Linked DNA regions of Homo sapiens: region 2 is linked to region 1. A link is a loop called in an ENCODE intact Hi-C map of the cell type or tissue named here. Cell type or tissue: chondrocyte. All regions are shown on one strand. Each heading gives the region's core, and the rest is flanking DNA. Links, peaks and the distances in the headings are about the cores only. Region 1 has its middle 11 kb from the start of CITED2. Region 2 has its middle 9.6 kb from the start of PERP.

Region 1 (12,728 bases), core at 3,508-11,507:
AACACATTCATTCATTCAGTATTTATGTGTGACCTACTCTGCACTAATTTTGGCTTCCTTTTAGCCTTCCTCATCTGAGCACACTGCTGAGCTGTATGAAGACGCCTGCTTAAGCTCTATGTCTCCAATGAGACTGTGAGCTCCTTAAGGGCAGGGCACACACCTCATACCTCTATTCTGTCCTCTGGAATGCTTAGCAGAGTGCTAAGAAAATTTAAGGGGCCATTCTTAGGGGACCCCGTAATACTTTCACAGTTTGATGATTGTTTTTTTTTTTTTTGAGATGGAGTCTCGCTCTGTCACCCAGGCTGGGGTGCAGTGGCATGATCTGGGCTCACTGCAACCTCCACCTCAAGTGATTCTCCTGCCTCAGCCTCCCAAATGTTTGGGACTACAGGCACGTGCCACCATGCCCAGCTAGTTTTTGTATTTTTGGTAGAGACGGGGTTTCACCATGTTGGCCAGGATGGTCTTGATCTCTTGACCTTGTGATCTACCTGCCTCGGCCTCCTAAAGTGCTGGGATTACAGGCATGAGCCACCGTGCCCGGCCCAGTTTGACGATTTTTAAAGTGTTGTGCTACCTGTTGAGTTCTTTAGGAGGGGCTGCCCCTGAGATGAAGATTAGAATGCTGGGAGTGGATTGGGAGTGGTCTTGGAAGCAACGCCTGTGGAAGGAAGCGGAAGGACAGATTGGGCAGAAGATGAACTTCAATGCAGCCTCAAGAAAGTCCTCAGTTCATCCATGGGAAGCTCCTAGGGTGGTCTCCCAGAATTGTCCCAACTTGACGAGAGAGCCAGGCCTTTATTCCAGACACTGTATGCAGGCTGCCTCCAGAAGGGGTGTGACCTTGAGCAAGGTGGTGAGGAAATTCCAGAAGAAGGTGTCAGTTGAGGGCCATTTGCTGACAGTATTCCCAGTAATGGAGGGAAGAAGTTCTTCAGTCCTGAAGGGGGATTTGAGCAGCACTTCACAATGTCCATTACTTACTGTAATATTGGTGCAAGACAATGCTAGAAGCCTTATCCAAGGAGAAAAAAAGTGAATTTTAATACAGACATGTTATATCTCTCATATTGTTTCCTGAAAAGATCATTTTTAAGTGACTTTGAAAGTATACATAAAATAGAAGTCCCTCCCAAACATATACTTCAGGAAAATATTTAAAAGCAAGCAAGCAAACAAACAAAATACAGTGGAGATGAAAGTTGTGTTAGTATTAGTATGATTAGTCAAGATAATTTTGTTTCATGTGTTTGATCACAATTCAAATTAGTTCTGGAAGGGAAAATTTTATTGTCTCTCGTAACCAAACTTCAGGAAGGGTTAAGTTGCACCTAGACCTCAGGGACTCAGATAGTAACAGATTACCTTTTTGTTTCTGCTTCTTTCTTCATATTTTCTGTTGATACGGTTTGGCTGTGTCCCCACCCAAATCTCATTTAGAATTGTAGTTCCCATAATCCCCATGTGTTGTGGGAGGGACCTGGTGGGAGGTCATTGAATCATGGGGGCAATTACCTCCATGCTGTTCTTGTGATAGCTGAGTGAGTTCTCACGAGATCTGATGGTTCTCTCTGCCACCATGTGAAGAAGGACGTGTTTGCTTCCTCTTCTGCCATGATTGTAAGTTTCCTGAGGCCTCCACAGCCATGCTGAACTATGAGTCAATTAAATCTCTTTCCTGTATAAATTACCCAGTCTTGGGTATATCTTCTTAGCAGTGTGAATACAGATGAACAGAGTGTGTATTCTCCCACACTCACTTCTTTCACACGGCTGGAAGTATGGCTAACAGCAGTTTACAGGCTCATAGTTTCATCACTAAAGAGGACTTAAAACTTGATCTCTCTGTTGTCAAGTTAAAAGCTCCTGGGGGAGGGGGAGGAATGCAAATTAAAACCACAGTGCAATACCACCTTACTCCTTCAAGAATGGCCATTATTAAAAAGTCAAAAGCAACAGATATTGCTATGGATATGGGGAAAAAGGAACTTTTATGCAGTGCTGATGGGAATGTAAATTAGTACAACCTCTATGGAAAACAGTATGGAGATTCCTTAAAGAACTAAAAGTAGATCTACCATTTGATCCAGCAACCCTACTACTGAGTATCTACCCAGAGGAAAAAAAGTCATTACATGAAAATAATCTTTGCACGTGCATGTTTATAGCAGCCCAATTCACAATTGCAAAGATGTGGAACTAGCCTAAGTGCCCTTTGACTAATGAGTGGATAAAGCAAATGTGGTATATATACACCATGGAATACTACTCAGCCATTAAAAGGAATGAAATAATGTCTTTGCAGCAACTTGGATGAAGCTGGAGGCCATTATTCTAAGTGAAGTAACTTGGGAGTGGAAAACCAAAAACCATGTGTTCTCATTGATAAGTGGAAGCTGAGCTGTGAGTACGCAAAGGCATACAGAGTGATATATTGGACTATAGGTACTCAGAACAGGAAAGGTGGAAGGGGGGTTAGGGATAAAAAACTACACATTAGGTACAACGTACACTACATGGGTGATGGGAGCACTAAAATCTCAATTCACTGCTACATAATTCATCTGTGCAACAAAAAACTATTTGTGCCCCCAAAATTACTAAAATGAAGAAGAAAGGAAGAAAGCTAACTCCTGTGGGAAGGTTTCTGTTGGGTCAGTGTTATCCACAGACCAATTAGCTGCAGCCAGAGGGTAAGATGAAAGTGTGATGAATGTTTCAACTGGGCCCATCTGGGCACCCCTAGCCATTCACTGTGCCCAGGGCACATAGGATTATGGGAATTTTCACATGGACGTATGTAACTAAAGTGAAAAAGTGGCATTTTGTGGAAGGGTAGGACAAGCAATGAGTAGACAGAACAGAAGATGTTCACGGCCATATATTAGAGTTTTCTTATCTTCCGTGTTTGAATCTTGTCAGGCTGTTTTTATATTCTTTTTGGCTTTGTCATACGGACCAGTGCATTTATTATGGAAATAGATTATATAGCTATCAGTAATTTGTTCATAAATATTAGATTCTGTTCATTTTGCACAGAGATTAATCACCTGCCAAAATGTACATGATTTTCTTGGTGCAGAAAAATTACTTATTAGTCATATTAACAAGGGAATATCAAACATATTTTGAAGGGCTAGAAATGAAGACATAATGACCATATACTTCTTTTTAATAGAATATTTATTTATATTAACAAATGTTGCTTTATAGAAGACATTTCAACCTTAATCAAGTAAACCCTCTCTGAGTGATTTATGATATAATTTTGTTAGCTATATATGTCTTTATTATATGAAGAAGATTTGGAAAAAAAAAAAACTTTAAAAAGAGTCCCTGTCAATTACAGCTTAAAATCTATGCCTTGAAACAGAAATTTTAGAAAAGGTCTGCTTCGCTGTTAACTCTTCTGGTGATGGAGTTGTCAGTTTAATATCCATTTCACACCGAGGTGATTAAGTCAATTGTGATAATTCCACCCCATGGTAAAACCAATCCCAGTGGTTGGTTGGTTCAGAAATTGGTCCATGACATGATACATGAAGAAAAGGATGGTTCTGGAGAAAGTTTTCTTTTCCCTACTTGTCACGTGAGCTCTGCTCATGCCACCTGTCACCGGTCCACGGTGCGGCCAACACTGACGACAGCCCAGGAGAGAGATGAGAGAAGCCTGAGTCTTTGTGGACATTATTGATCAGTGAATTAATCAACCCTGAAGCCTGCCCTTGCCTTCTTGACTTTTGACAGATAATAAATGTATTTCTCATGGTTTAAGCCAGAATCAGGATTTCTATTATTTGCAGCTAAAAATTTCTTAATAGATATGATTGCAAAGTAGAAGAGAGAAACTTATTATCAAATAATTGTAATACTGTGTACGTAATCCATACAAACAGAGGTATTTATAAGGTATAGGGGTGCTGCAAAGTAGGGAGGTATATGAGGAAGTTTCTCAGAGAAGAAGATACTTAAGGTGGGTATTGAAGGACATTTCAGCAAAGGAATGAAGATGAGGAAGTGCCTTTTGGGCAGAGGGAGCAGCATGTGCAAAAGCACAGAGTAATAAAATAGATATTCTCAAAATCCCTCAAGTTAGACAAATTACAAAAGGCATAGACACATCTTACAGGAACTGTGGGTATGGTGGGTGCTAATCAGGAAACCAGGAAGTTGCCCGGGACAGATGTGTCTTCCCTCTCCATCTATCTTGATTTAGCACCAGATGGTCTCTTACTATTGCTTTGTTCAGGCAATGTGTTCCACTCTCCCGCTGACTTCTGCAAACCAGTTTCTCTGCTCTTCAGTATGAGTGCATGGCTTCCAGAGGACATTACAGGGTCAATATTAGATAATTTCACTAAAAACACCTCCATGCTTTCTTTGACTATAGTTTCTCTGTCTCTTTGTTGGAGTTTTCCCGGCCAGCCAATGTGCTAGCCTTTCCTGACAGCTACTTGCCCATAGTCCAATCTGCTGTATCATTGGGAGACAGGGTCATTATGGTATAAACATGGCTGCCCAGATTCACCATTTCAGTTGGCCTGAGCTAGTGCAAGGACTTTGCTCCATAGCGTATAATACCTGGGGGTTCCACAGGGAAGATGCTACAGATGCTGGCACTCGACAGCTGGACCCTGGAAGCACCTGGAGGCAGTCGATAGTGGCTATCACCTGGGAACCTTGGCTGCTGCTGCTGGTGGACGCACCTACACATGGCTTTTCCCTGTGGCATGGCTTCCTTACAGCATGGCCGTGTCAGGGTAGCTGGACTTCTTATATTGTAGCCCAGAGCTCCAGAGGCGTGTGTCCCAAGAGAACCAAGGGGAAGCTATGCGGTGTTTTCTTATTCAGTCTTGAAAGTTACACAGGAAGAGAGTCCATAAGTGAACCTCAGATTCAGGGAAGAGGCCTAATGCTGTTTTGATGAGATGAGTGTCAAAAAATTTACAGGCAGTTTTTGTTTGTTTGTTTGTTTGAGACGGAGTCTCGCTCTGTCACCCAGGCTGGAGTGCAGTGGTGCGATCCGGGCTCACTGCAAGCTCCGCCTCCCGGGTTCACGCCATTCTCCTGCCTCAGCCTCCTGAGTAGCTGGGACTACAGGCGCCCGCCACCACGCCCGGCTAATTTTTTGTATTTTTAGTAGAGATGAGGTTTCACCGTGTTATCCAGGATGGTCTTGATTTCCTGACCTCGTGATCTGCCCGCCTCGGCCTCCCAAAGTGCTGGGATTACAGGGGTGAGCCACCGTGCCGGGCCTTTACAGAGTTTGAAACACCCTTGGCAGTGCTCTGGGGAAAAGTTGATCAGGATTAAAGGGATAGGGCATGCCATGGGGAAAAGCTGGAGACGGCTTTCCATTTTAATTAGTGTGGCCATCTAGGAAGCAAATTCTCACAAAGACCTAAGGGAGGTTTAGGAAGGAAAGCACATTTTAGGCAGGCGGCAAGTTTGTTGAATGTGGTAACTAAGTAGCTTGGCTGGTGGTGAAGAAGAGGGAAGGAATGGAAGAAAGTTCTAGATTTCTGGTTTCAGTGTCTGGATGAATAGCAGTTCCATTAACCAGGAATCAGAACACAGGAAGTGAATGAGAGAGGATTGAATAAAGTCTTGGACATATTCTACTTCAATGTGTATCAGACGTCAGTGTGTGTGTGTGTGTGTGTGTGTGTGTGTCTGTGTGTGCACGTGCGTGTGTTCATTCAGTAGTAAGCAGAGATTGGGGAGGTCTGGGCTGGACATCTGGGTTTTGAAATGCTCAATTTCTAGGTGGTATCAGAGCCCTTTAGAAATAGATGAAATTGACTAGTGAGGTGAGGTAAGAAGTCTGGCAAACACCAATATTTAAGGTAGGAGCAAAGGGCCTCGTATAAGATTTTGAATAGCACTGGCTTGAGAGGTAGGAGAGACAGGAAAAAGGAATGATTTCAGGGTCAGAAAAAGATAGAGAAAGGCTTAGGGACCTTCAAATATCTTTCTGAATGATGCACAAAATCCTACCATTCAAAATTTCTTCCTTTAGTTTTAAATGCTCTCTCTCTCAAATTTCTCTATTAAGATATAAACGTCCCAGCAGGGCAGAAAATTGAGCCACTGATACCTGAGCAAATGAAAGGCAGGAGAACACTTCAAAAAGGGAAGGGGTTAAAAAGGGGAAGAAAGTGGAGTTGCTCCCTACAGAATGGCAGAAAATTTTTGCAATCTACCCATCTGACAAAGGGCTAATATCCAGAATCTACAAAGAACTTAAACAAATTTACAAGAAAAAAACAACCCCATCAAAAAGTGGGCAAAGGATATGAACAGACACTCCTCAAAAGAAGACATTTATGTAACAGCCAACAGACACATGAGAAAAATGCTCATCATCACTGGCCATCAGAGAAATGCAAATCAAAACCACAATGAGATACCATCTCACACCAGTTAGAATGGCGATCATTAAAAACTTAGGAAACAACAGATGCTGGAGAGGATGTGGAGAAATAGAAACACTTTTACACTGTTTGTGGGAGTGTAAACTAGTTCAACCATTGTGGAAGACAGTGTGGAGATTCATCAAGGATCTAGAACTAGAAATACCATTTGACCCAGTGATCCCATTACTGGGTATATACCCAAAGGATTATAAATCATGCTACTATAAAGACACTTGTACATGTATGTTTATTGTGGCACTATTCACAAGAGCAAAGACTTGGAACCAACCCAAATGTCCATCAATGATGGACTGGATTAAGAAAATGTGGCACATATACACCATGGAATACTATGCAGCCATAAAAAAGGATGAGTTCATGTCCTTTGTAGGGACATGGATGCGGCTGGAAACCATCATTCTCAGCAAACTATCACAAGGACAGGAAACCAAACACCGCATGTTCTCACTCATAGGTGGGAACTGAACAATGAGATCACTTGAACACAGGGCGGGGAACAGCACACCCCGGGGCCTGTCGTGGGGTGGGGGGTAGGGGGAGGGATAGCATTAGGAGAAATACCTAATGTAAATGATGAGTTAATGGGTGCAGCAAACCAACATGGCAGATGTATACCTATGTAGCAAATCTGCACGTTGTGCACATGTACTCTAGAACTTAAAGTATAATTTAAAAAAAAGAAAAAAAAAGTGGAGTTGCTCAAAGACATCTTTTGTCAATTTCCTATTTTTATTAGACTGTAGCGAGCAATGGTGCTTGGGCAGAGTGTATTTGGGTGACCTTGACATATTTTTAATTTTGAGGGTTAAAATAGGTCACATAGGATATTTTTTGTTTCAGTAATACAAACAGGAAATGGTAAGTGGGGATGGGGGCAAATTCTTTAAGGAAATGACAGTCCAGCAGCTCAGGAGAAAAGCGCAAATTTGAATTTACAGACCTTTAGCTCCATCTAGTGGTTAAGTGATGAAAGGAACAAATATTTTGTAACATTATCATGGTTCTTTAGCTACATTACTTTTACATGTCAGTCTATAATTATTTCCTGGATAGTTATGTATTATGATACACTTTTGTTTAACAATTTTCAACTAATCTATTAGTTGATCATCTAGCTAAATAATTGATTTCCCAAACTGGTGGAATGTGGTGTTGTAAAGTTGGGGAGGGAGAAATAGATAAATGGATATAGACAAATGCCTCTTAACTACTTGAAAACTCTTACGTATCTGCTTATTATAGTGTTCAACACATGCTAGCTTCCTCTGACTTAGCATTGTATATAGGATTGCCTCTCTGAGAAAGTAAATAATACTAACAGTTATGCTAATGATGACGATAATAATTGTGGCCCAGGAAAAGATGTTTGAAAGGAAGAGAGTTCAAATAGTTATGGTTTGTTATTTATGAGGTTGGAAAAGTGAAATTAATCTGTAAGAATATAAAACAGAACCTGAAATAAAGAATTGATCGAATTATTTTCAGTAAGTTACACACCATACACACACACACATAATTTAAACAACTGCATCAGCAAATTTGCAATGTCATGTTCTGGAAATATTTCCTAGGGTGGCAAGCTTTTTTGGCATTTGCTTGCAGGCTGATAAATCTCAGTAGCCAAAATTTGTGCTCATTATGGCAATGAAAGGGAATATTTACAGAGACGATTCCAATCTTTGGAAAGTTGACACAACTGGGTCAGGTCTATGGCACACCCACAGACTCACGGTGAGCTTGGAAAAACAATGGTAAGAATGATGGAACAGGTTTTGAGGTGGTCTTATAATATTGTACTCCATGTTTTCAGAGGAGGAGAAATGATAGGAACGGGCTTATGTTTTCTTCATGAGAATTTGAATACAAGATGTATTAATTAAACATCTTCATTTTACTGATGGAGAAACTTGAGTCAACAATGATTAAATTACACAGCTATTTGGTTGCAGAGTTAAGACTAGACCTATGTTTTTTATTCCTGATCTACTATTCTTTTCAGTAACTATTAATAGAAGAGTTCTCCATTTCCATAGAAGACCAAAGTAAGAGAATGTGAGTTTACATTTGCATCAAGAAACTTTGGATAAATTGAGGAAGATTAGTTAAGTGTAAAGTAACTAAATATTGTATTTCCTTTATTCTAACATGTACTTAAAAAAAATCTTAACATTATGAAATCAGCCTGAATCTTATAATCAATATTAAAACATAATCGCTGGCAGGCAGTTGGGCGAGTTGTAAAGCGGTCATATTTATGTGCCAGAATTTAGTAACTAACATTCTCATTTAATAGAGTATAGAATTGGGAGGGTAAGGCATTGGCTTAATTTCTGAAAGAAACTGTTTATTTCCAGCAAGAAGGAATTCAGTTAAGGAAAAAAAAACTGAAACCGCAATTTAAATCACTGATATTCTTTCATTTGACTTGAAGTGCTAACGAGGTCAAAATATTAAGAAGGGGTAAGCAGCTCACCATGAGGCTACTCATGCACTTTCAGGGGTCACACTTAATTTGGAGGAATTTTTATACCAAATTTGAAAAAGCGTAGACCCGAATCTTGTGAATCCCAAAAGGAAACGGTGTGTGATTGTACGGATAAATACATGGTATAGTTGTGTTCATATATTTTAGAACTTGTGTTCATGTAATGTAATGGGTTTTTCTCTTAATCACTTATTGATCATTTTACAATCAGTGGCATTTAAGAATAGGTGTCATTTGGTTTATCACAGCAGCACTGCGTCTTAGAAAGAGCACTGACTCGGAAGCTAGGTCTGGAAACTACTCTGCTCCTCTATCCGCTACTGTGTTGTCCTTGAGCAGTTGACTTCCTCTCTAAATGTCAATTTCCTTATGTAAATTTGGAAGAATATCATGAATCTTGCAAGCATATTGTGAGCATTAAATGAGATTATGTATGTAAAGTGCCTACCACAATATCTGTCACATAGTAAGTGCTCAACCAAGGCAGCCACAGGAAACTTATGGTCAACAGAGAGATTTGTTAAGAGATGTTGATTGAAGGGTAAATTTCTTCGATTTGATCCCATGCAGTCTAAACAGTGTTTCTTACCATTTAAAAATCTATGCCCTATCAGTCAAGAAGATTTTGAGGCCAGGCGCAGTGGCTCACGCTGTAATCCCAGCACTTTGGGAGGCCGAGGTGAGTGGATCACGCGGTCAAGAGATTGCGATCATCCTGGCCAACAAATACAAAAAAACTAGTTGTGCATGGTGGTGCGTGCCTGTAGTCCCAGCTACTCAGGAGGCTGAGGCAGGAGAATCGCTTGAACCCAGTAGGTGGAGGTTGCAGTGAGCTGAGATTGCGCCACTGCACTCCAGCCTGGCAACAGAGCAAGACTCTGTCTCAAACAAAATAAATAAAAAAATAATAAGAGTTTGAAATGTCTTTCTACATTTTGTTTTACTAAAAGAATGTGTATTAAAACATCTGTCCAAATATAGTATGGAATATGTTTTTATAAGTTACTGTTTTCTCTCCCTTCTCCCCAGCCTGAGAGGTACCTCTACCCAGCTGAGAACTATTGATCCAAAAAATGGTGTCAGAAGGGGATCTTAGAAACATTTAGATATTTAAGTTCATATTAGGAACATAACAGTCAGTTCAATCATTTTTCACCTACTGGCCTCATCGTCCTTATGTTTGCTAAACACATAGGGTGAAGAGAGATGTATGAAACTGGTCATCATCTTGCTTATCCTCCTTTCAAGAGTTATCCAAAATACATGCAACGGGGCCATATTTACAAGGTGATCTAAGAATGTGTATGCACAATTGAAGTATACTATATGTGCTTTAAGGAGATAGCAACTGTCATGAAGCAAAAAACCCAACGGAACCCAAACCAAACCCCAAACCCAGTGGGTTACGAGAATAAACCACCACCACTAACAACAATAAAATTCTGTGGCCTAGTGACTAAGGAAATCACAAGGCCAAATGTTATACCAATCCATAGGAAAACCCAAAGAGAAAAGACCTCAATAGCCTCCAATCCCATTTCCTTCACTGTAGCATGTGTTCATAAAAACAGTACTGACAATCTGGAGTTGGCTGACTTTTCCTGATTTTGTGCTAGTTTGACTTGCACTCAAGCCTTAATTTTGCTCCCCACTCAGCTTTCAGGAATGGACAGGCAGAATTCTTTGGGCACTATTAACTTTTCAAAAGCCACTCGCCTATTTGCATATCTCCTGCAATGCGCACCACGCTAACCTTGCCTTGCTACAGGCTCCTCAGGAGACAGATTCCCCTGTCGGCTTTGTTCAGCAACCCAAAATGTAATCAAGTAACCACTCTACTGTAGAGGGAAGAAAGGGAGGGATTTCAGGGCTGAGCACAATGGTGATACCATGGGAAAATTCCAAGAATTCCGTGAACCACAGTCCTCACCCCTGGTTGTGCCCCTGCCTCACTAATCTTTCAGATTAGTTCAGCCTAATGAAAACTAATAACATATAAAGCAAGTAATAATATTCACCGTCCATCTTTCTTTCATGTGCTTTTTGCTCACTCTGCAAGTCCTGATTTAGCCAAGCTGAATTCTCAAAAAGCACCACTAACTGCCTCCTGGGGCTGCTTCATTTAGTGCTCCTCTAGGGGAAGGAAGTAACTGATAAGAATCCAGCCGCTAAAAAGTCATTATTTGTTCATAGACAGTATGGAAGAGGTCGGTCTGATAGTTTCTCTTTCCCAAGGATCATGGATTCAGTTCCTCAACACAACAGACTCTTACTTATCATAGCTTTTCTTTCATTGTGTATAAATATCAAAATATGATAGAAATTCACGCCAGCCGCTCTTAGAATATTTTCTCACTCTTTAGCATTACTGCATTACTTATGAGTTTAATTTCTTCCTGGGAAGGGAAGAAGTTCTTTATTTCAGATGTTTTAATATTTTTTTAAAATATAGGTAGGTCTCACTACAAGGCAAACTAAAATTATCAGCAGTATGTTATTTGATGGAAAATATTCTTATATTTCCTTTTCCAGTTTAAATTAAAAGTATGGCTACCAGGAAAAAAAAAGAATCATTTTTCTCCTTGCTGCATAAAAATAGGTCAAGTAATTTAAGCCAGTCCATTGCAATTAAAATTCTGACATTGCCATTGTTCCTTCTATTCTAGGGGGAGAAGACAAACAGAGCCCATGATAATAGGGGTTCACTGGCTGAGTCATTTGATGTGCTACCTATTGTTCTCTTCTGGAGGCTCAGCCTCAACCTGCCTGGGAGCGCTGATTTTGATGATAGTGGTGCAGTCCCAAAATGATAAATACCATCTCTGAAGCATGCATTTCTGAAGAGGTGTACTGCTGCTTTCATGCTAGCAAAACATTTCCACTGCAGAGGAAAAAATTGCCAATGGCATGGGTCTTAAATTCCTTGAATTCTAAATTTATTTATTTTTTGGAGACAATGTTATCTGCCCAGTTTATTTTAAAGTAAATTTTACTGACTCAATTAGACAGCAACACTCATCCTCATTAAAGATCCTGCAGTCCTTTCACAAGATTAGGGCTGGTGGCTTGGTCACATTCCAATGTGGATAATTGCATTCTGCATTCCTGGATATTTCCCTCCACCTTTCCAACCTCATACCGTCAAATGCATTGTTATTTACCCTTACTGCAAATCAACAGTCCTGTTGTGGAGGCGCTGAGGGTTTGCCATCCCCTCAGTTTGCAGGCTAAAGCATCAGCCCAAACCACTGCTCCTTACACTTTTAAAAGAAAACCCCTTAGGTAATGCATATTTTCAAATATGAGGCAAATCTCAATTATGCACACTTAATCATAGGTTAAGGTTTTTGGTAAGTAAAATATTCTTATTTTATAAAGGATGTTTATTTTGGAATCTTCTTTGATTTAAAAAATGTGTTGCTCGAATATGTGCTGTTTGCTCAAAGAAGAAAACAAAGTCTTCAGAAATGGCAACAAAACAAACAAAAAAGCGAAAAAGCTCTTGAGGAAACAGCTTTTCATTGACCTTCTAAATAAATTCCACAAGGGGGCGAAAACACCTAATGGTCCGGGGCTGCAAAGTTTTTATTGCAAAGCTGGCCACCCATAATAGATTAGTGGATTAATATTTTTCTCTAAAGGATCTGGCCTTTAATGTTGACATCAATTTATAGCCATCCCAGGCGTTTACAGTAGTAAAAGTCATGGAGACCATAAACTTCACAATAGATGTCAGCCTTCTGCTACTAGTGCTCTAGCCCAGCACCCCATAAACAGTGGTGATTAGGTAACTGTTCTTC
Region 2 (12,728 bases), core at 1,846-9,845, 1.2 Mb before region 1:
GACCCCTTGACCTCAGCAAAACTTCACTTCCACAGAAAGCCCCCAACTAGATTAAGTTCCCGTTACACATCCTCAAAGCCCTGTATGTCTTTCCTTCAAAACTTTTCTCACAATTTTAATTATATATTTATTCTGAATAATTTGTATCCACTCCCACTGCAATGTAAATTAGATGTTGACAAAAGTGTCACATGTTACCTCTCACCACTGTGTGCACAGTACCCAGTGCCTGGAACATGATAAAATTCCAAGAAACACTTGTCAAATGAACATGAGAATCTGTCTAGTCTCAAAATAACTCAGAGGGTCTCTGAGCACTCTTCCTTTTAGAGGGTCTTATTTTTAAAACTGTCATCCTTATTCTATCTCAGCATAATATCCTATGATTTTTTCCCCTTGAAATCATTGACAGATAATAAGTCTTCTAACATTAAGCGGAGATCACCTTTCTTTCATTCCTCCATCACTCATCTCTGGCATTTCTTCTCTTTGGCTGGCTGAACATCTCATGTTATTTTAACTTTTTCAGTTTCTTTGTCAATGTCTTGGCTCTTCTCTGAACAACTCCTAGATTTTAATTTCTCTCATAATATGTGGTGCCCAGAATTAAACCTAGCACTCAGGGTGTGATTTCAGCAGTGGTGAAGAGAGAGAGCTTTTGTCTCCCTCAGAGCAGATATGACACCTCTAGTAATAGAGTCCAGGTATGCATGTTTTTTTGTTGGTCTACACAGATATCCGTCATAGTAAACTTGTGCTTAACTAAAACCTCACAGATGTGATTACTTGTGCAGTTCATATTGTAGATTAGTGCTTTTCTTATGATACAATTGTTTTTATCGCTGTCATATGTCATCCCTAGAATGACCATGATGCTGGCCTGCCAGCATCTCCATCAATCTTTGTTCCTTTAGGACATTTGCTCCTTATTGCTGCTGCTTGTTTTGTGGACATGTCTTCCATATATACTCATACAAGTCACTGATGCCATTGTATTGTAAAAAGGACCAGGATTCATAGCTCATTATTTGACACTTCATTGCACATAGACAACTCTCACTGTTGGACAACACTCCTGTTTGGGGACATAAAGTAAACACCTGTGAAGCCAGGGTGAGCCACAGAAGGCAGTAGAAGGCTTCTCTGAGGAGGTGGGACTTCAGTTTTGCACAAGACAGAAAGGAGGAGGACGACTTTCCAGATTAAGTGGCCACCTTGGGTGAAGGCATGGGTTTGGGAATGGCTGTAAGTATTTTTAAGGTGTTCTATTTTTCTTTTCAGATAATGACTTTACCAGTGAACATAACCAGCCTGTAATTTAGCATTCTAAATTATGGAGACTTTTAGAAATGCAAATCTAAGGAGGGTAATACCTTTAGCCAGATTGCAAACTGCTGGCAAATCAATTCAGTGTTCTGTAACGCAATATATTATCATGTTTTTTTTCCATCATATATCAATTCAGTGATAACTTTCAATGCAAAAATATTATTGGAATACCAAATAAAAGCATTGCATTTTTTATGGCAGAGCCAGTTATTTTATACAAATTAATATGACTTTTGAAGTTACACAGTTTCCTTCTTTTAGAGTAAGTTAGATCCTACAAACTGCTGCAGTTCCTTGCTTCAGGACAATTGTGTGTGTGTTAAAGGCAGCTCTACTTTATTCTGGGGTTCCTCTAAAGCAAGATAAAGACCCCTGGATAAAAGACTTAAAATTCTGCCTTGAGGAAATTCAACATGCTAATACCAGTTTCAGGTTAAAATCATTTTTCAAATATTAAGTCTTTCCATAAATAATGGAACTGTCGGCTGAACGTGATGGCTCGTGCCTGTAGTCCCAGTACTTTGGGAGGCATAGGCAGGCAGATTGCTTGAGCCCAGAAGTTTGAAAACAGCCTGGGCAACATGGCAAAACCCCATCTCTATAAAAAAATACAAAAACTAGCCAGGCAGGGTGTTATACACTACTTGGGAGGCTGAGGTGGGAGGGCCGCTTGACCCCCGGAGGTTAAGGCAGCAGTGAGCCGAGAATTTCACCACTATACTCCAGTCTGTGCAACAGAGTGAGACCCTGTCTCAAAAAAAAAAAAAGAAAAGAAAAAAGAACTGTAAATGTAAACATTAATTCTGTACAAACTGTCCTAGTAAACAAAGCAGTAGCATTCTTTCCTAACAAGACTGCTTGAACACAAAACTTACAGGCATTTTGGTTTAGTTGTGTTCCTAAAACAGCTAAAGACACTCTGCAGGAAAACACTTAAAGGCTGATCATTTAAAGGGTCAATGATTCAAACAGCTGATTTCAAAATAAATGGTCATAGTATTGTCCCAAGAGATTCATTTCTCCATCTACTGCTGTGAGAGGTGGTTCTATAAGAGGGACTAGGCCCTACTTGTAGCCACTCCACTGTCTCTCTTTCAACCTCCCCTCCACACGGGTGTGTATGTGCACAAATGTGTGTACACATGCACCCCTGCATATACACACACAGAGTAACTGACTTCATTTGGTGTCTGTCATTAAGAAGACACGGTTTCCCTCCTAGCAGTGCACGATGCAGAACAAGCCGTGATCAGAACATCAGGCAACCTGAGTTCTAGTTCCCACTGACCCTGTGTCTCCCTGCTTGATCTCTCTTCTCCTCTGCTCATACAAACTTTTAATTATCTCCACTCTGTCACCTCCTATTCCTTCCTCAGCCTTCAGTAATCTCTCTTCACTTCAGTGGAGAGATGGAGAAAGTTTTAACCATCAGGCCGGGCGTGGTGGCTCACACCTGTAATCCCAGCACTTTGGGAGGCTGAGACGGGTGGATCACCTGAGGTCAGGAGTTCGAGACTGGCCTGGCCAATATGATGAAAACCCGTCTCTACTAAAAATACAAAAATTAACCAGGCATGGTGGCGGGTGCTTGCAATCCCAGCTACTTGGGAGGCTGAGGCAGAAGAATTGCTGGAACCCAGGAGGCGGAGGTTGCAGTGAGCCAAGATTATGATACTGCACTCCAGCCTGGGTGACAGAGTGAGACTCTATTTAAAAAAAAAAAAAAAGTTTAACAATCAACTTCCTGAAGAAAAGAAAAAAGTATTGATTTATAACATTTACCAATTTTCATGGTGTAAATATTGCCCCTATGGCTGATTTCAAGCTATTAGGATGGTGCAAAAGTTATTGCGGTTTTTCCCTTTTTTTTTTTTTTTTTTAATGACAAAACCCGCAACTAAGTTTGTGCCAACCTAATACCAACTTGATGCCACTGAACAGAGTTAGGAAGAAATATGCATAATGAGCTGTCTAAGCTAGTAGGAACACACCACTAAGGGTGCCAGGGCCCCAGACACTGAGCACTGAAGGCTGTCTCTCAATAGGATACATGGGAAATGGATGCTGTCTCCTCCTACAGGCTGGCAGCTTCTACACCCACCCTGTTGGGTGATAGAGGATCTGTCCGAGAGTGAGACCTATATTCCCCATATTCTACTGAACCTGCTATCACAAAGGTCACTGGTTAGTTCAGATTTGCAAAACTCAATGGATATCACTTTTCTCTTTGTTGTACTAGACAATCTGATGTCTTCCTCCACAAAATTCGGCTCTCTTGGAACCTATAAAAATATTAAATCCCATTGATCAAAGACCACCCAGAACACACCAATAGTCAAATAAAATTAAACTCATTAACTTGCTGCAGCAAGGGAGGTTGCACACCATGGGGAACTCTGGGGATGTCTTGGTTAGGATGTCTCCTCACACAGGAGGGGTGAGATTGAGGCTGATGTTAGGTGATCTTGGTGAGGGCTCAAGAGGTGGATGTTTTATTCTGAGATCTCTCATGCCTGGAAGAGGGGTATCTTGTTTTGTGGGTCCATGGTGTTTTGTTTTTCCCATGTTGAGATCTGATTAGGGAGTGGTCTACTTTTTGTCTTGCTCCATCACAATTACAGAGTGACCCTGTCTAATGCTGCTATTGTGTGAAACTATTTATGTTCAGCATAGGATTCTTATAGCCTAGCTACAGTTTCCCAAGCCAACTAGCCGCTGCCAGGGATTTTTTTTTTCCTTTCTTGCTGGTTCTCCATCCCTTCCCTTTCTCCTTAACACGCTAGTCTCTCTCTGCCCTCGCCACCTGCCAGTATTGTATTCTCTAGAATTCCTTCTAAACATTTTCACCATTCTGCTTGTCCTTCTAAACATGTTCTTTGTGTTACATCATCAACTTTTGTGATTTCAACCCCTGCCTGTGTACTCATGGCTTGCAAATATATACCTTTAGCTCACACCTTTCCTTTATGCTTCAAAGTTTTATATCCAACTTCCAGCCAGATGGCACCACCCGGGTCCTCACTCAAACACTTTAACCTCAACCAGTGCAGAGTTCAAACTGCCCTTTCTTCTTCTAAACCAGCATCTTCTTTCTGTAGCCTCTGCAGCACCTCCATCATCTTGATCACCAACATTAAAACTCCAAGACCATCCTTGACTCTTTATCTCTCACTCTATATTTAGTAATTTAGAAATGAGCCGCCTACTCTACCTCCTAAATATTTCTGCCATCCAGGCTCTCTGCTCCATCCCAATGCTCCTCCCCTAGCTCATTGTTTTACTGCTGCAGCTGCCCCCTAACTGAGCCCCCACCCTCTCCGAAGCCCACCTCCTACAAGATCACTAAAAGGACAGCTAAACGTGAATCTGCCCCTGACACTCCATGCGTCGCTCACTGGTTCTCCATCACGTCTTTGATTAAGTCTGAGCTTCCTGAAAGTGACATATGAAACCCACCCCTTCCCCATGATCTGGTGTCTGTTTGCCTCTCCAGCTGCACCTGTCACTTCTGCTTGCCTTACACTTCCCACTGTTTTCGCTTCTCAGATACACGATGCTATTCTTGCTTTTCTCTTGATGCTATTTATGGAATACCTTTCCTCCCAGTCCCCTCCCTATTTACTTCCTGCTGGTCTTTTAAGATCAGCTTCAGACCACATCCCCCAAGAAATCGTCCCTGAATCCTGGCCTATGCCCTCTGTCACCTCCTCCAAACTAATGTAACTACGTGCTCTTCCTCAGTGCTCCCAAACCCTGGAAGCATGTGGACTAATCACACTGTTCCGAGTCATCTCTTTTATGTCCCTATTGGGCCGTGAGCTCCTTGAGGAAAGGGACCTGATTTTATTCGTCTTTATGCCCCCAGCACCTGTCATAATGCAGGTGTTACATAATTGCTTGATAAATGTGTGAATAAATGATTGGTTTTGTCAACAACCACTCGTGAAACTTGGCTTCTCTGAACTTCTGCGTAGTCATCTATCTGTTGAGATGGTTAAAAAATGAACCACAAGGAAATGAATCGCTCGAAAATGCTGTGGAAGTAGAGATAAATGAAAAACTTCTGAGAATCAAAATTGAAAAGGAAGTATTTCTTTGGAACACTAGATGGCAGTAGCACATCATATTTCAGCATAGCATTCGCTGTGCATTCAGCTGTCCTAACGCGTGGCCATGTCTGCGGGCTACAAGAGCAGAGAAAAAGGCACGTCACTTTTGGGCCTGGAGCAATCAGCATAATTTTTTTTTTTTTTTTTTTTGAGACAGGGTCTCACTTTCTTACCCAGGCTGGAGTGCAGTGGTGCAATCACGGCTGACTGCAGTGACTGCAGCCTCGACCTCCTAGGGCTCAAGTGATCCTCCCTTCTCAGCCTCCTGAGTAGCTGGGACTACAGGTGTGCACCACCACGTCCTGCTAATTTTTATATTTTTTTTGTAGAGACTGGGTTTTTCCATGTTGCCAGAGCTGTTTTTGAACTCCTGAGCTCAAGGGAGTTCAGCCTCAGCCTCCCTGGGATTACAGGTGTAAGGCTCCACAACTGGCCAAGTCAACATAATTATTAGGAGTCAGAAGTTAAGGGTGGTTTCAGACGCATTTGCTCTCTGTGACTTAATTCTAACTAAATTCCAGTTTTAACCTCCTCCCTGGAACCAGTGTGGCAGCATTCCAAAAGGAATTGTTGACAGCCTTTCAGTGAATGGGAGCAAAGAGCATTTGTTTAGCAAGAAGCATTTGTTTAAAACCACGTTCTAAGAATACCCTAAGCTACTTTACAAATAATGTATTTTTGAATTCTCATAACTAACTGTGAGTTAGATGCTGTCAGGCCCATTTTACAGATGAAAACACTGAGACTAAGTAAATTAGCTTGGTAAATAAGGGGATTCAAACTCCGACCTGCTTGCCACAATATGTGCAACCTATCACGTTGATGTCATATTCTCTTAATTGAGCTAAAAGCTGTGACTTAAGCATAGCATTTGGAACAAACAAGTAGATGGAGTTAATGAGTTGTCAGTATAGACATATACTGTCTACTGAAAATAGTTAAATTATCAACACCAGTCCCAAGCTTGAAAGTCACTAGGTAAGTGGAGAGTGAAATGCTGAGCTCAAACAATGTCATCTGCAGCCCAGAAATATAGTTAGAAATAACAAAGGCTAACGTTAATTGAACGCTTCAAGGCACGTGGCACTATTCTAAGATACGTATTAATTTCTTTAATTTCAGATTCATCTGGTGAGGTAGGTACAATGATTACACCTACTTTGCAGATAAGGATACAGAGCCACAGATCATTTAAATTACTTGTTTAAGGCTACTCAACAGGTCAGTGTTAGAGCCCAGACCAACCCTCTGGCTCTAAGGCCTCAGCACCTAACCACCACACAATTAGTTATAGTAATAATAATAATGGCAATCAGCCCTTATATAGTGTGACGTGCCGGTCTCTGTTTTAATCACACATTAATTTCTCTTATCCTTACAACTTCTCTATGAGGTTTGTACAAGTATTGCTTCTACGTTACAGATGAGGAAACTGAGGCATGGGGAAGCTAAATGAGTTTTCCTGGATAGCACAGCTAGTAAGTGGCAGAACTGGGCCGCACGCCCAGATCTTTACAAAGCTGCGCAATTAACTTCTAAAACTTTCCATTTCAATGTGCATATTCTTAAATTTATTGGAACACATTTGAAATTTGTAGAGCATACCCAGTTGTCTGCATGTATTTTAAGACTCTACTTATCTCTCCAAACCAATTCCAGACTACTCATTCTTTCTCACACATATGCAGTCTCTCTCGTTACAGTATAAAAATTATTATTATGCTTCTGGGTCTATCACAAAAATGCCGGTTGTACATCCCAGGGTTATTTCAGCCTGGAAAATTTCCAATAAATATTCAGCTCAGGCCTAAATTATTCATGCCCTTAAAATATACTTTTTACAAATATTCTCACCAGACAGGGGGAAGGGAATGAGAAAACACAGGCCCACACTGAGCTGAGCTGTGTTTAAAATTACCTGGACTTGTTTCTTGAACAAGTTGAAGGAGCCATCAATGTTTGTGGGGCTTTTTGTATTTAAAAGTCACACATTTCAGTCTGTTTCTTATATTGACATTTTGTTTCATTTGGAGCTTTAGAAACATGTTTGCATCTCTCAGTGAGTCCCTTCCTGGAAATAAGGCCACCTTAGCCCAGCCCATAATAACCTCTCAGAGACCACTTGGCCTTGTCTCCTGCCTGTACACAGGTCTTTGTCTTATCCCCAAACAGATCTGAAACACCTCGAAGCAGAGGTTTCCACTCCTCTGCATTCCTACAATGTCCACTTCAACGGCCAGGATCAATATTCCTTCATTTCAAGAAATAGAACTGATCTTAGCACTTTGGGAGGCTGAGTTGGGCAGATCCTGAGGTCAAGAGTTCGAAACCAGCCCCAACATGGTGAAACGCTGTATCTACTAAAAATACAAAAAAAACAAAAAATTAGCCAGGTGTGGTGGCGTGCACCTGTAGTCCCAGCTACTTGGGAGGCTGAGGCAGGAGAATCGCTTGAACCTGGGAGGTGGGGGTTGTAGTGAGCTGAAATCGTACCACTACACTCCAGCCTGGGTGACAGAGCAAGAGCACTCCAGCCTGGGTGACAGAGCAAGACTCTGCCTCAAAAAAAATTAAAAAGAAAATAAAAAAGAGATAGAACTGCCACATAATAAAGAGGTTTGCTATGTGGATAGAGATGAGAATGAGAAAAATGTTCTCTTTTTTTTCTGGTTTTCTTTTTTTTTAACTTTTATTTTCAAGTTCCAGGTACATGTGCAGGTTTGTTACATAGGTAAACGTATGTCATGGGGGTTTGTTGCACAGATTATTTCATCACCCAGGTATTAAGCCTAGTACCCGTTGGTTGTTTTTCCTGATCCTCTTTCTTCTCCCATGGCTCCACTCTCTGATAGACTCCAGTGTGTATTGCTTCCCTCTGTGTGTCCATGTGTTCTCATCACGTAGCTCCCACTTATAAGTGAGAACATACAATATTTGGTTTTCTGTTCCTGCATTAGTTTGCTAAGGCAAATGGCCTCCAGCTCCATCTGTGTTCTTGTAAAGAACATGATCTTGTTCCTTTTTATGGCTGCAGAGTATTCCATGGTCTATACGTTCCACACTTTCTTTATCCAGTCTACCATTGATGGGCATTTAGCTTCATTCCATGTCTTTGCTAGTGTGCATAGTGTTGCGATGAACATATGTGTGCATGTGTCTTTATGACAGAATGACTTATATTCCTTTGGGTATATACCAGTGATATGGTTTGGCTGTGTCCCCACCCAAATCTCTTCTTGAGTTCCCACATGTTGGGGGAGGGACCTGGTGGGAGGTAATTGAATCATGGGGGTGGGTCTTTTCTGTGCTGTTCTTGTGCTAGTGAATAAGTCTCACGAGATCTGATGGTTTTTAAAATGGGAGTTTCTCTGCACAAGCTCTCTCTTTGCCTGCCACCATCCATGTAAGATGTGACTTGCTCCTCCTTGCCTTCCACCATGATTGTGAGGCCTCACCAGCCATGTGGAATGGTAAGTCTATTAAATCTCTTTCTTTTGTAAATTGCCCAATCTTGGCTATGTCTTTATCAGCAGCATGAAAACAGAACTAATACACCCAGCAATGGGATTGCTGAGTCAAATGGTATTTCTTTCTTTAGGTCTTTAGGAATCGCCAGAGTCTTCCACAATGGTTGAACTAATTTACATTCTTCCCAACGGAGTAAAGCATTCCTTTTTCTCCACAACCTAGCCAGCATGTTATTTTTTGACTTTTTCATAATAGCCATTCTGTCTGGTGTGAGATGATATTTCACTGTGGTTTAATTTGCACTGCTCTAATGATCAGTGATGTTGAGCTACCTTTCATATACTTGTTGGCCACATGCATGTCATGTCCCTTTGCCCACTTTTTAATGGGGTTGTTTGTTTTTCCTTGTAAATTTGTTTAAGTTCCTTACAGATGCTAGATATTAGACCTTTGTCAGATGCATAGTTTTCAAAATGAGAAAGAGGAAAATATTCTAAAATATATAAATATCCTATAATATCTAACACCTCTGTTTAAAAAAAAAAGTAATTCCTAAACTCATTCAGGAAATCTGCATCTGCCAGTGAGACCCATCCCTCCATCAGTTTGGAGTCAGCTGACATTGTCATGTAGAGAGACAAAGTGGAGCAGCAGCCAGGAGGCTTATTAATTTATTAATGTTCAATTAGAGAATGTTGAAAGAGCTATGCTGACTCTTAGAACTCACATAGAATATTAAGTAGGATACAGGGATACCTTCAAGTCTTTTGACAAATATCCTGCTTCATTTCTCTGAAGATGAACTTAGATTACAACATTTCTTGTCTGTTATTGTAGTGCTGTCACCATTTTCATTAATTGGACTCAGATGAAGATTTCTGTAAATGAAGCAAAAGCTCTAAGTCTTTCTTTTTCTCATCCTAGTGTTCTGTATACATGCATATGCACTATGCATATACACATTCAATATGTGAAACCAAATGCTTTTGTTTTGGAAAATGGCAATAAATTTCTGATCTGAGAAATCTAATAAATATATGAATCTCATTTATTACATTTATAGAAATTTGCATTTACTACATATGATCTTGGTGTATAGTTAGCACCAGCGGGCCTAAGAGATGTTTTTTAAAAGTTGAAATCTCAAATGGCAAAACACACAAATTAAATATGGTTATTCTATTACAAGAGAATCAGCTTTTTACACTTTGAAAGATTTAAATGAGTGTTTCTTTTAAAATTAGATGAGTTAATCAAGCACTTTTTCAGTTGGATTTGTGGCAACTAGAAAGGAATATAGACCCTCCCACGTCTATTTCTTTTGAGTTTTCAGTTTAATTTGGAGGACAGTTCATAATGGAATATATTTGAAAACAAATAGCATTAAAAAGTATCTATTAAGTGCCCAGTGGAGACATACTGAGTGAACATTCAGAGGAGAGCTGGAAAAAGAATTATGGGGTAGTCCGGTGCTATGAACTGTTTGTATCTCCCCAAAATTCATATGTTGACACTGAACCCCTAATGCAATGGTACTAGGAGGCGGGGCTTTTGGAAGGTAGGTAGGTCATGAAAGCGGAATCTTCATGAATGGGATTAGTGCACTGAGAGGAGACATGGAGAGAGCTTGCAGTAGCTGCAAGAAGAGAATTTCCTTAGGCTGTCAAGATCCAGCAACTTGTTCTGGCAGATTATGACTCCTCTTCGGCTTCAAAGAAATAAAGGTTTTAAGCAAATACACTTAGTGTCTGTTGCATACTTTCCCTGGGGAACTACAAAATATAAGGAATTGGATATTTATTGACAGCTACTATTTATTTAGTGTTCACATTGGGTCAGGAATTGTGGCAAGCAATTCTTGTACATTGTCTGCAGTCTTTCCAAAAACCATGAGAGACAGATACTATACCTCCCCTATTGCAGAAAAGAAAACTGAGGATCAGAGAAGTTAAACAACATGTCCAAGGTCTTGGTAGCCTTGGACCAAGGCTTGGTATTTCTCATCCAAAGGGTTGGTTGCCAGGACTCTGCACTGGGTCTATCCAGCAAAGTCTGTGCTCTTTAAATTAAACACCACTGTCTCTTGAGATCATGCTTTAAAAAGGATGAAATGGGCTTTTTATTCTAATTTTTCAGGATGTCTAAAAACTTACGAAATAGCACATGCTCTATGTTAGTTGCCTTGATGGCATGGTTTGAGATTAATTTATTAATCAGAGCATAACATAAGTAACTTTGAGTGAAAAGGACAATTCCAATGGGAGAGAATGTCAGAGAGAATGACGCTGAAGAAATTCAGGGCTTAAGACTATATTGTGTCTTGCAAAACCAGGAGCCAAGCGTTGGATCACGTATGCAATCTGGGATATAGTCCAGTTGGGTTTCAGGCACACTGGTCATCAAACAGTCCCAGCCAGAATATTTGGGAAGGTCTGGGACCTGAACAACAGCTACCCATGGTGCGTCAGAACTAGAGTGGGTACAGACTTGACATCTTCTGAGAAAACTGCTCAGTGCTCAGCTTGTGTAATCACTGACATCCCAGGGCATCTCTCTGCATAGGAAAGAACTGGAAACCAAGGAATGAGAGGGAGAAGAAAGAAAGGGAGCCTAGACAGCAGAGATAAGCCAAGAGGAGGGAAGTGGAGAAAGGAACACTCTCTCAGTATGTCAGGTAAGCAATGATAGAGTGGATTTAATTGCCCCTCTGAGAGTCTGATGACACCAGCTGCCTTAAATGCAGCTTATGCACCATATTTAGCCCTGTCCCAGAGTCTCAGAGCAATATCCCAGGTTTTGTCCTTCTCAAGTTATTTCTGAACCAGCATTATGGAAAGGGAATCAGACTGGAAAACACTAGAGTTTTGGTCTTGACTTTGCAACTAATTATACAACTTTGGAAGATACTAAGTCTCTCTGGAATTAATTTTCCTCATCTGTAAAATGCAGAAGTTGAACTAGCTAACAGAGAGCTATAAAAATGAAAAATGGAATATAAAGAGCAATAAATTCTCCACGTAATCTTAACCTGAAAAACAGCTTCCCCCTGAGATATCAAGAAAATCAGGGCAAATATGGTGGAGATGATTCCTAAGACTTTTCTAGATAAATGCATACATTCACCTCTTTATCTTACACGTTTATATTACAATCAATATACAGTAAAAATTTTGTTGATGAAAAAAATATATGACACTAGACAGACCTGTCCCTGAACATTTGTGGAGCCTGGGCTGAGAATAGGAATGGAGGCCAAATACCATATGTCTAAGTATTTAAAAGTTATAAGTCAAGACAACAAACTCAGAAATGAAATATGTTCCATCCTCTTATCTTGACAAGGCTACCTCCTAACAACCTGGAAGGTCAGGTTTGAATTGAGAAACCATGGAACTTGCTGGATATTAGACCTTTGTCAGATGCAGAGTTTGCAAATATTTTCTCCCATTCTGTAGGTTGTCTGTTTACTCTGTTGATAGTTTCTTTTGCTGTGCAGAAGCTCCCCAACTCATTGAGGCCAGCATCACCCTGATACCAAAACCTGGCAGAGATACAACAACAACAACAAAAAACTTCACTGTTTCCCTCCCCCTGGCTCCTTTCTGCACTGCCGGGATGTCATGCACCCCAGGTGTACACACCCCAGTTCACATGCCACACTCTGTCCAAATTCCCTAAATAGCCGCCCCTTGGCTACCATGGAGGACTTGGGGTGCACACACCAGCAGAGCATTTGGACCATGAGTGGATGGACCGAGGTTGCAGTTGGTTAGGTAGGGTATCTGTGGGACATGGGTAGTCAGTGTGGTCATGAGAGGACTA

Evidence for each region. Hi-C counts contacts between places; a loop is a spot of excess contacts. Peaks named below come from ENCODE experiments on the same cell type or tissue, not always from the same donor. Only the 100,000 strongest peaks of a DNase experiment are listed, where the experiment ranks them.
Region 2: a loop joins it to region 1, with 8 times the contacts of the local background. A loop is called at or near these places in 11 of 110 quality-filtered maps.

The regions. Positions count from the first base shown.
Region 1 is chr6:139,357,194-139,369,921 of GRCh38, forward strand. No RefSeq gene overlaps it. Among named protein-coding and RNA genes, the nearest start is that of CITED2, 11 kb to the right of the region's middle. RefSeq lists an enhancer at 11,626-12,444. In chondrocyte, for the core only: a CTCF peak has its summit at 7,381 (motif pointing left); a DNase peak (open chromatin) is centred at 4,687.
Region 2 is chr6:138,110,614-138,123,341 of GRCh38, forward strand. No RefSeq gene overlaps it. Among named protein-coding and RNA genes, the nearest start is that of PERP, 9.6 kb to the left of the region's middle. In chondrocyte, for the core only: CTCF peaks have their summits at 5,445 (motif pointing right) and 5,644; no DNase peak of the experiment used is centred there.